2 separate regions of the Homo sapiens genome follow, and region 2 is linked to region 1. Evidence: chromatin contacts called from ENCODE Hi-C or POLR2A ChIA-PET data. All regions are on one chromosome and are shown on one strand. The core of a region is the stretch at or near the end of the contact, and the rest is flanking DNA. Distances in the headings are between cores, read along the strand shown.

What was found. Hi-C counts contacts between places; a loop is a spot of excess contacts on that map. ChIA-PET counts read pairs that join two places held with the same protein, here RNA polymerase II (POLR2A). Pooled maps may share reads with other maps.
Region 2: a pooled map shows a loop between it and region 1 (4-fold over the local background). The contact joins the promoter of EFHD2-AS1 here to the enhancer-like site in region 1. A Hi-C loop is called at or near these places in 1 of 37 single-sample maps with no recorded cell type and 8 of 50 pooled maps. POLR2A ChIA-PET finds 5 or more read pairs at or near these places in 1 of 52 experiments (GM10248).

Annotation. Positions count from the first base shown.
Region 1 is chr1:13,728,461-13,733,681 of GRCh38, reverse strand. PRDM2 (PR/SET domain 2) reads right to left here. Exons shown (of 10, transcript NM_001393986.1): 3 at 2,565-2,682; 4 at 800-903. Among named protein-coding and RNA genes, the nearest start is that of PRDM2, 31 kb to the right of the region's middle. RefSeq lists enhancers at 2,172-2,261, 2,482-2,541, 2,602-2,911. Within about 2 kb of position 2,626, at least 17 of the 41 ENCODE cell types and tissues checked have a DNase peak (open chromatin) inside an H3K27ac peak, as active enhancers do.
Region 2 is chr1:15,410,409-15,415,607 of GRCh38, reverse strand. It overlaps EFHD2-AS1 (EFHD2 antisense RNA 1), which reads left to right and starts at 3,240. Exons shown (of 4, transcript NR_183705.1): 1 at 3,240-3,702. The region is part of intron 1 of EFHD2 (EF-hand domain family member D2); the gene reads right to left. RefSeq lists a silencer at 3,809-3,858 and an enhancer at 5,098-5,199.

The DNA of each region.
Region 1 (5,221 bases), core at 1,377-3,876:
ATTTTATCTTCACAACTATCCTAGGAGATATCTTCTATCTCTATTTTTTTAATTGAGGGTTTTCTAGCCCAGAGGCTATGTCCCCTGCTGCAAGTCACGAAGCTAGAGGTAGGATTTGAACTCAGGCAATGCAATGAAAACCTTAACTGCCTCCCAGTGAGGCAGGAGAGATGCATTCTAGTTCTGCATCTACAGGCCTCCCGGGTGGAGCCCCCCAGGGAAGGAGAGCTCAGCTCTGTCTCCTGACTGCTTCTCCTCTCAAAGGAGTGTGCAGATGCCCTGCTGTCTTCCAGAATTGCTGGGAAAACATGAAATTAATAGATGAAAAACTCCTGAAAAATTACAAGCTCTATATATGTGCCATATGCTAAATATATCCAACTGAATATCCTAGCAACATAGAAATTACTTTCTAAAATATAGAGAAGAACCTAACAGTGCTTTCTTTGCAGCCACCATAGAGTGTCTTTTATGGGGTTTATGTGGCGGCCTGTGAAGTGACAAACCATCAAACAGGAAGTCACGGTCTTAGTTGCAAAGCAAAACACCCTGGACACGGCAATGTAAAACATGGATTTGACATTTATTGTTGAGGACAGCCAAGCAGTTTCAAAATACAAAAGCATATATAAATAGCAGTCTGTATCCAGGGAAACACATTTTCTCTTTAATAAAAATATTCTTGACTTTAAAGAACACATTAAAATGATTGTTTTAAATTCAAAATGTCAAATTCTGAGAGAACAGAATAATTATTTCATAAAACTCTGAAAAACAAAGAATCAGAATTACTTCTTACCTCCCACATGTATACATTATTCTTAACCTGAGATCTTTTTTTCTTATCACCAACAAATGGCCCAAATTTTTTGCCTTTTAAAATTGGTTTAGTGGCCCAGACACCTAGAAAATAAAATCAGTATTTTTATAATGTATCATGGTTATTTTAAAGATTGAAACCATTAAAATCGCTTAAGTTTCACAAAACAGTTAAAAGGCTAGACTGCCTAAATCAAGCTAATGTTAAAATAGCCTGAGATCAAGTTAAATTAAGTCAAGTCCTCAATGGGGATTTTTATTTTTCTTCTTTATACTCTTCTGTTCTATAAAGAACCTATATTGTTTTACGATTAGAAAAAAATGTTTTATATACTTTTAAAATGTTTTACATGTAACACTACCCGTACAGTAGGATCACAAATACTTGAATAACACAGTCACAACAACTGAAGAGAAAAAATATTGGAATGGAGTGAAACTACAACTGATTTTTGAACTCCTCTGTCTGCTTGTTTATAAAGTTCAAATTGTCTCTAATGAACATGACTTGTTCTTATAAAGGGTTAGAAATATAGTTTTATGAATAAATAGTTTTGAAGTTCATTTGCTTTAAAGTAGAAAACCCTTTCCTGCCTAACTAAGCTTCCTGAAAACTTAGCTACTGGAACGGCTCACTTTTCAGAGTTTCTAACAGCCAAAATAGCTGTTCATCCACAGTATTCTTAGGGTTGTTTCTATTTACTATGCACTGACCATAACGGAAAGCGATATAATGAGCAAGCAGACAGTAAAATGGCAGGAGTCTGGCCCAGCAGTCAACAGCATCACTTTAGATCGGTTCCCTCACCTTTTGGCTTCAGTTTCCTCATATACAGAATGGGGGGTAAAGGCTGGGCCAGTCCTATCCTGCTAGGATGTACAAATTCCACTTCTCTGTAAGTCCGCTATGTAAGTCAACAATCAGTTGAGCTATAAAATCAACCACTTTCATTTGAACAATATGTTCAAACTGCTCAATGAATAAGTTTCCAATGAGAATTTTTAAAAGCATGTATTAAAATTTTTTCATACATATGTACATATAAATTGGGATATCGGAAGTACATCTAAAAAAAAGAAACAGGGATATAAATATGATATATTCCAAGACTGTATTTTGACTAAAGTTTTACAATTTACTTCCTTAGCTTCTGTCTAAAGATTAGGCCACATAAAAACCAAACACACACGCGCCTGGTTTGTGTTCAAGGAGAAATCCCAGCCAGAAGAATTTAGATACACTCACAGCATGTCATTCATTCAAGTATCTACTGAGGGTCCACAAAGTATCTGGTACTGGAGGCACAAAGATACATAAGAAATAAAGGCACTCACAAGCAATAACAGAGCCAAGTGTAAAAATATTACAAAACAATGAAGTGAATATAATGGTACAATCATGCTCCTCATGGTGAAATCAGAGAGAAGGGAACAACACGTTCTGTGGGGTGAGGCTCAGCAGGGAGACTCAGAGGAGGAGGACACTCAGGCAAGAGGGATGGGACCTACGTGTGTGTGTGTGTGTTTGTGTGTGTGTCTGTTTGTGTGTTCCTGGTTTTATTTTTACAACCCATGTCCAACCTGGATTCTTGACTAGAAAATGCATCAACACCATATAATCTTCTAAGTCAAGGGTAAATTGCTGCTTTTATGGTGCGCTCCCTACCTGACATGCCCCTGCAGGAAGCCTCACTGCCACCTGCTCTTTACTGCCTGACTTGCTCCGTGACAGGAGGAGCACTCACCAATCCGGGTCTTGTCAACAGCAGAAGGGAAAAGCCTCACTTCCTCCGGAAGTCCTCGCAGCACATGTTCGGGTACCTCAGCCAGGGTCTCGGTGGCCGCCACAGGCTCAGTAGTGTTCTGCAAGTCAAGAAATGGAAGGATCACAGCAAAAGAAAGAAAACTCAAATCATGGGTTTTTTTTTTTTTCTGGTTCAATAAGCAAGTATGCAAAAATGTAACCGAAACCTGAAGCTGGCAAGACAGACCAAAACGATGATGTCAAGCATTTGAGGAGCTGCTTTGATGCTTGTTTGTAACTGTCCAAAGGAAACCACTGCAACCTTCAAGCATGTCTGTGTTACTCTATTTTGTTCCAGCCACCTGTGGCCATTTCCAAAATATGATAATCTCTGCCACCATACTGCTTTAAACACAAATAGAATCTGGCAGCAAAATATAGCATAAGCTTACTTCTAAATCAAAGGCTACCATCAGTACCTTAGCACATTTAAAAAATAAAAACCAACACTGCCCACTTCAATGAATGCTTTCAGCACACACCACAAAGGCTACTGGGGCCCTCCAACCCTGCCCCATCCATGTTGCCCTCCAGCAACAACCCCTAACTGGATGGGGCTTGAATATTCCACCCCAAAACACGACAACTTATTGTGGTCCCTTACTGCAAGTGCCACCTTTCCAGGAAACAGTAATTTACCACTGTTTACCAAGTCACTAAACAGCAAAGTCACCAGGATATCACAGAGTTGCTAAGAAACAGAGAATTTTTTTAAATTATTTATCAAAGTTTAGGCTGGAATTCATCATAATCTTAAGAAAAGATTACTATTAGATATGTATGTAAGGAAGGGAGAGATTTGAGCCAACTGGGAGAATATGACTGTTATTTTCTCATTAACTTTCAAATCAAAGGAACACCAAGGGTCTAGTAACCAGTACACCATATATCCTACGGAGCTGATGTGCACATCACGGCACTGCTAAGAATGATAGGCTTTGTAGTCTGAGTGTGTTTCATTTCACTGCACAGGGAAACACTTCTCCAGGACTTTTAAATGAACCAACACAGGCAAAAGTAAACCCCAAACAAAAAAGATTAATTTTTCCCACAACCAGGAAGCTCTTGTCGTCTTCAAGAATATATGTACCAAGAAAAGAATATCATCCAAACTGGCATACTCTCAGCATTTCAATTTTTGGCTTATTAATTATCAACAGTCTACTTCAAGAGAAATAAATCTCACAGTCATTATAAACATGGTCATCTACTCTCTGGCCTGCTTCAAGCTCGAGAGCCCAAGAGAGGGCATCTAGAGACAGGTTTGTCTCTCGTGCAGAGCCGAGCCAACTGAGCCTCCATTTCAGACACACAAATGCTTTGTTCCTGCTTGATTTACACCTTTGTCCCAACAATATCCCTGAAACATTTTCCAAAACATAAGATAGCCAATTAGCCCCAGAAAATGGTCTTATGGTATTTTTAATTAGCTAAAGTGTGAATAAATTAACCATAGACATTTTTCACTTCTAAATATAGTGTCCCCATTTTTAAATTCTTAATCTATAAGCTGGATTTTTGGAAATGTGAACAATTTATTTCCAAAGAGGGAAAAGGTATTACACTGGTAGTTGGCATTGGCATCCTAAGCTACATAATGATTATTTCATAACACTGATAAAGTAAGTGACATTAACAAATATTAGCCAGAGTGATGTCCTATCAGCACTGGCCATTTAGTAAAGTAAAAGGGGATTTTCTTCTTCCGTCTCAGCTGGGACCCTAGGCAAACACTCAGCACCATTTATCCTCCCCAGGAGCACAGCCGCTTTGAAAAGTCACCATGTCTGCTAACCTAAACGGATACTTCCAGGCACTTTCACAGTAATTCTAATGACAACTTCGTATTTACTGAGAACTTCCTCGCTCAAGGCACTGTGCTGTCTTACATGCTGGGTAGAATGTACTCCAAATAGTCCAAGAGACAGGTATTATCAGTGTCTCCCCCTCTCCACACAGAGCAGGGAATTAGAGCTTAGAGACATTGCTTAAAGGGCTCAAAGCCTGGATCTGAATATCTGTCTGATTCGAGTGCCTATAGTCAGTCCTAATCATCAAGGAGTTTTCACTTAAGATTCTGCTGGAATATCATCTAAGAACCTCTGACCTAAAACTTCCAGATTTCCATGGAAATGTCAGCAGGAGATGGTGCTTAAGGCAGGAATGGTCACTCCCACAAGAAATGTGTAACTTGAGTACAAGTTAGAGATCACATGTATTAAAATTTCTGAAGCGCCCGAGAACATGAAGGACCTCAGCAGAGAAGCCATGGGAAAAAGAAATACCAAAAAATCCTATGTATTTGTTTATCTGTTTTAAGTCAACCCATTATTTTTTGTCTTTTTTTTCTTTTAAATTACTCCTTTATTCCACATCTTGTCCCACTAGACCCATTGGTTTTTCCTTTTGGACTCATACACCCAGCAGAGGAAAGCTTTTTCTGTTATTGTCGTATCCTTCACATTACAAAAAGACCAAACTACAACAGAGCACCTCAGTTCACAGCAGCACAACCCAGACGCTGGGCAGCCCCAGGGCCCTCCCTCCCTTCTTCCCCACAGCCCCGCTGGACTCTCCATGGCCGTGGCTATGGCTGCA
Region 2 (5,199 bases), core at 1,991-4,490, 1.7 Mb before region 1:
CTGAAGCAGGAGAATCACTTGAACCCAGGAGACGAAGGCTGCAGTGAGCCAAGATCATGCCACTGTACTTCAGCCTTGGTGGCAGAGCGAGACTCCATCTCAAAAAAAAAAAAAAAAGGAAAACAAAGACAGTATCAATCTCATTGTGCTGGTGTGAGAATTCAATTCAGTTCTCTAAATAATATGCATAGGCTCCTCCAGGAATGGCTAGAACTAGTGGCTCTGTTTAACAAGGAGGGGGCACAGAGGCAGGGGGCTGGCTACAAAGAGAACATCAGCATGGTGTCATTCATGAGAGCTTTCGGTAATCATGGCAGAAATAAAGAAAAAAACCTTCCATTGCTAGCCTTGTGGGTGCAATCCTCTCTATCCCCAAACCTCTATACATGTTTGTTCTATATAAGGCTATAAGCCTCTTGAGGGCAGGAACTTGATTCATTTAATTCTCTGGATCTTGTAGCGCAAAAACTTAATATCTGTTGGAAGAATGATCACATACGAGAACCTTGTATTTTTCAAAAACATCATCTATCATGCAAACAGCCCAGACACCATGATGGGCTCGTCACAAAGACTCAGGGTGTTTTTATACCTAATCCTCAGAACTTTACCAGGTAGGTTCTTGAGCCCCAGGGGAAACTGAGGCTCAGAGATGCTGAGTCCCTTGCCTGGAGCAACCCAGCTGGGTGGTGGCAGACGGGAATCCCCATTGTGCACCCTCCAGAGCTGTTGTTTGCTCTCCCCTTTTTTGTGCCACCTGCCTTCCCTGAAACTAGGTGATAATGAATTCATTTCTCCCTTTTTGTTATTTATCAAAGCCATATGTAGCTGTCAATCAGAGTGGCTGTTCAGCAGGAGAGAAGGAGGGCTCTAACCCTGCGTCCTGTCACTAGGGCCCAAAGCAAAGGGTTGTCGACAACCTGGCAGACCTGGAAGCTCCGCTGGTGGTTAAGTGGAGGCAGCCAGTGGGCACTGTGGAGCTGCCTCTGAGCCAGCCGCAATGACCACTGCCAGGGCCCTATGAGGGGCCCAGGAGAGGGTGTATGCTGAGCTGGGGATGGCGGTGACAGTCATTTAGTAACGACTTGCTCTGTGCCAAGCACTGGGCTAAGCGCCATACAACAACCCTGTAACGTGGGTCCCCCTGTCCCCGCTGTTCCAGCGTGAGGAACAGAAGCTCAGAAGGGCTCCACAGCCCACAGCTGTATTCAAACCCAGGGCTGCAGACTCCAGAGGCCCTGCTGACTGCGTCCAGGAAGGGCTCCTGGGAGAGGTGTGTCCCCTGGAGGTGGAGGTGTGGAGAAGAGGGCGGGAGGCTTCCAGAGCTTGTGCAGGGAAGAGCTGGCCAGAAGGAAAGGAAAGCCTGCCTCTCTGACGTAAGGTGTCCTGAGATGAAGTGGCTGGGGATGACAGTGGGGACAGGGCCTGCAAGGCTGTGCTAGGCGGGAGACAGGGATCTAGGGCATCGTCCTCAGATTCCACGGCAGGTTCAGAATTACACGGCTGCCTACCTTTCCAGCAGGTCTCAACTTACAAAACCCTCCAGAGCCCCCGCTAGGCTGTTGTCAGCCCAGGGGTGGGCACTCCCGAGGCTCTCCAGGGCCATTCTCTTTGCCTCTCTGACAGGAGGGTTCCAGAGCCAGCCCTGGAGGAGCAAAGAGAGGGAGGGAGCAGCTGGGGGATCAGAGATGCTGGACGTAGCCTGAGGCCGCACGGAGACGGGGATGGAGAGTCCTGGCTGCGAGGGCCAGGGAGACGCAGAGCCTCCTTGTGCCTGGCACTGGCCCAGAACTCTAAGTGTGTCATGTCCTCGGAGCCCCACCCTGAGACACCGGGACCACTCTCCTCATCATACAAGGTTTCAGCCTCACTGAGAACCTCTCCGTAACCCCGAGCAAGTCACCGCCACATCTTTCTGGGTCTTGGTTCCCTCTTCTGTCAAATGGGGAGAGGGGTTGGAGTCAACCCTTCAGGTCTCTCTCAGGAGGAACCTGAATGACTCTAGGTGTGAGACCAGTGATGGCTGACAGTCTGTCTATCTTCCCCCATCCCCTCTCTTCCCCCTCGATCTCCAGCCTCAGGAAGTACCTGCTGAATCAACACGGAGGGGTGGACCAGAAGGCCCTGGAAGGCAGTTCCAATATCCAGAAGGGCTCAGGACCCCTCAGACATACGCAGGTCAGGGCTGAAGGACCTTTGGGGGTCATGAGGGATAGCCTGCCCCTTTTACAGGTGGGTAGACTGAGGCCCAGGGAGGACAAGCAGACTAGGATGGAAGCCCAGGTTCCTCGCTCCTGGCCCCCAAGGAAAGGCTGGCTCCCATTCTCCTGCTGACCTCATGGTCTCCTGCCTCCTGCTCTAGTGACTGGCTTCCCAGGAGGGCAGGCTCCCCTCCTCTCTGCCCTCTGCTCTCCCCAGAGCCCTGGCTCTGATGCCCTGGCTTTGATCCTAGGACCCTGCTTGGACCCAGGAGGCTGCAGCCCCACTCGGACAGCGGAAGCAGAACGGGGGTTTGTCTTCCACGAGAGCCCGTCTGTTGGCGGCGGGGTTGGGCTCGGTTGGCACAGTGAAGCGTTGTTTCCTTGAATACACAATCTGCAGCTTTCCACCCTCACCCGGGCCCTGGCAGGCAGCACTTGCTTCCCTAGAGGTCCAGCTTCCTGGCCCCTGCCTGCCCCATCAGCCCTCCTAGAACCCTGGCAAGAAGTGCAGGTGCCAAGGGGTAGCTTGGAGGGGTCCAGCTCCCCTCAGTCGCCCTCAGAGTACCTCTCATCAAACTAGACCAGAAACAGCCTATGTAAAAAAAAGTGAGTTTGCTGCGCAAATGAAGCTTCCAGACTGTTCCCTCAGCTGCATGCCACTTCCAACCACACTGCAGCCTCCCAAGTCCCGCTCATTTGAAGTGTCTGGGTTCTCCCAGAACAGCTCCATCTTTGTTTTGGTGGCCAGTGGCAGGGAAGCTGTGGAAGCCCAGGAGAAGGCAGGCTCTGGGGGAAAGGAGAGACGGGGGCTGGGGTTGGGGACATGAATGGACAATCCGCCACGAACACGGAAGCGGGTGTTGGAGAAGGTTTTCCAACATGAAAGTAGATGTCTGTGATGGGAAACCCGGAAGGGGAAGAGCCCGGGATTTGGAGTCACAGACCTGGGTTTCAGTCCTGGCTCTATCATTTTCTAGCTGTGTGGTCTTGGCGAGTTATTTAACACCCTTTGTCTGCACAAAGGTGACGAAGAGCTCTGTGTCACAGGGCTGTTTGAGGGACCTGGTGAGCGCCTCAGCACTATCAGCACAGGGATCTCCGTGGTGTCTGAATCAGCTCTGCACTGCCCGATGGGGGCAGTGACAGACAGTGATCCATACCCACCCCTGCGTCTGCCCACCCAGGAGCATTCACGTTACTCTTCCAGGAATCCTGGAAATCCTGCTCTCCCAATCTCGCCAGTCTTCTGCTGGGAAGAAACTTTAGAAGAACTCCAACCAAACACCGTGGAGCCAAGGACGTGGGCGCCCTGGGACTTTCTTGAAGAGGTTCTGGGCCCTGGGACTTTCTCAAAGAGGTTCAGAGGGGCCGGGGGTCAAGGACTTGATTTTCCCCCAGAAGGACCTTGGGAAAGTATGGGACTCCTCAGCCACCCGCAACTGGGAACCAGAAATCCTTCCCCCTGCCTTGGGGCCAAATGCAGAAGCTGCTGCAAGCTGTGGTGAGTAGGGTCAGAGCCTTTCTCAAACAGTGCAGTTGCAAAACGCCCCTTCCTGGGCTTCCGGCTTGATGTTGGGGCACTGACAGCTGCATGTGGCTGAGGCTGACACCCCTGGTCTGCCCCCACCTCCTGCCCAGCCAAGCGGGAGCCGGCCTTGCCGCATCCCTCCCTCAGCCCTGGGCTGCCTGTGCCAGGTGGGGCTAGACCTCCTGGCTCACCCCCAAGACTCAGCCTCAGGCCAGTTCTATCCCCTTCCAGAACCACTCCAGACCAGCACCCAGATCGTGGAACGAGGCTGTTCCCTCTCCAGGAGCCAGGGGCAGGGGGACAGGGAACAGGAGGTGGGGAAAGCTACCAAAGGGAGGGGCACTGGCACCTTCCCCATCCCCTGGGCACACACATGGCTGGGAGAGAGTGGCTGTGCATCTTAGACCCAACAGAGTGGGACCCAGGGATGGGCCGGAGGGAGCTGGGCCCTCTCTCCCTAGCCCCTCCACAGAGACATTAAGATTGTTTTTGTGGGGGGACAGGGGGATGAGCCCACACGCCTGGGGGTGCCCATCCACCCTGGTGAGGGCACACAGTGTGGATCTGATGGAATAAAGGGTAGGGGTGGGGGTAACAGGGCAAGTCACATAGGAAGGGGCCCCTTTTGACCAGGGTGGGTGTGGGACATGGGGGGTCCCTGTGGGGAGGGAAGGGGATATACGGAGTGGGGAGGAGAGATGGGGGGCCTTGCGACAGAAGCAGGGGAGCGGTGACTGCAAGCTGCTGGGTGCACGGGGGTGGGGCGGGCAGGAGCGGGAGGGAGGCCTTCCAAACCCGGAGGGGACTCGGCCCACAGGGACGACTGGAGTGAGGTTTACACCAGAGGGGCAACAGGGGCCGAGGGGTCCCTTCCTAAGGAGACCACTTGTGAGTGAAGGATTTGGGTCCTGGCTAATGAGTGGGTGGGGATGGAAAGGGCAAGTCTTTGCCCCCAGTTTGCTGGTAGACGCTAAGTAACTGGAGAGGAAGTTGGGGGGATCCCTGCCCAGAACCCACCTTGAGGGAGACCTGAGATCGCAGAGGAAACGAAAAGACCTTAAGGGAGGGAATGTGGTTGGCATGTGGTGTCGAGGGGCACTGGGGTGGGTATCTTTGGCCAGCGTGTGTTGGGGTGGGGGTGGGGAACGCGAGTAGCTGGGATCGGGGAAGGAAGGCCGCTGGGTCCTCAGCCTCGGTGTGTGCGGTGTGGGGTGGTGGAGAAGCCCCACTAACAGCGCGGAGGGCCCGGGACCCACACGTGTGGTGGTGGGGGTGGGGCTCGCGGGGCCTGGCGATTATCTGGAAGGAAGCCTGGGGTCCCCCACTCTGTGGACGCGTCTATGGTGTACCGGAGGCAGCACAAATACGAGTCTCCGCCGCGTGCCAGGGGCCGGGGGTCCCCCAGACTAACGTGCGCGGTGAGATGCCGGGTCTCGATCTGGAAGGGGCCGCCGGGTCCCCAACCCCGGT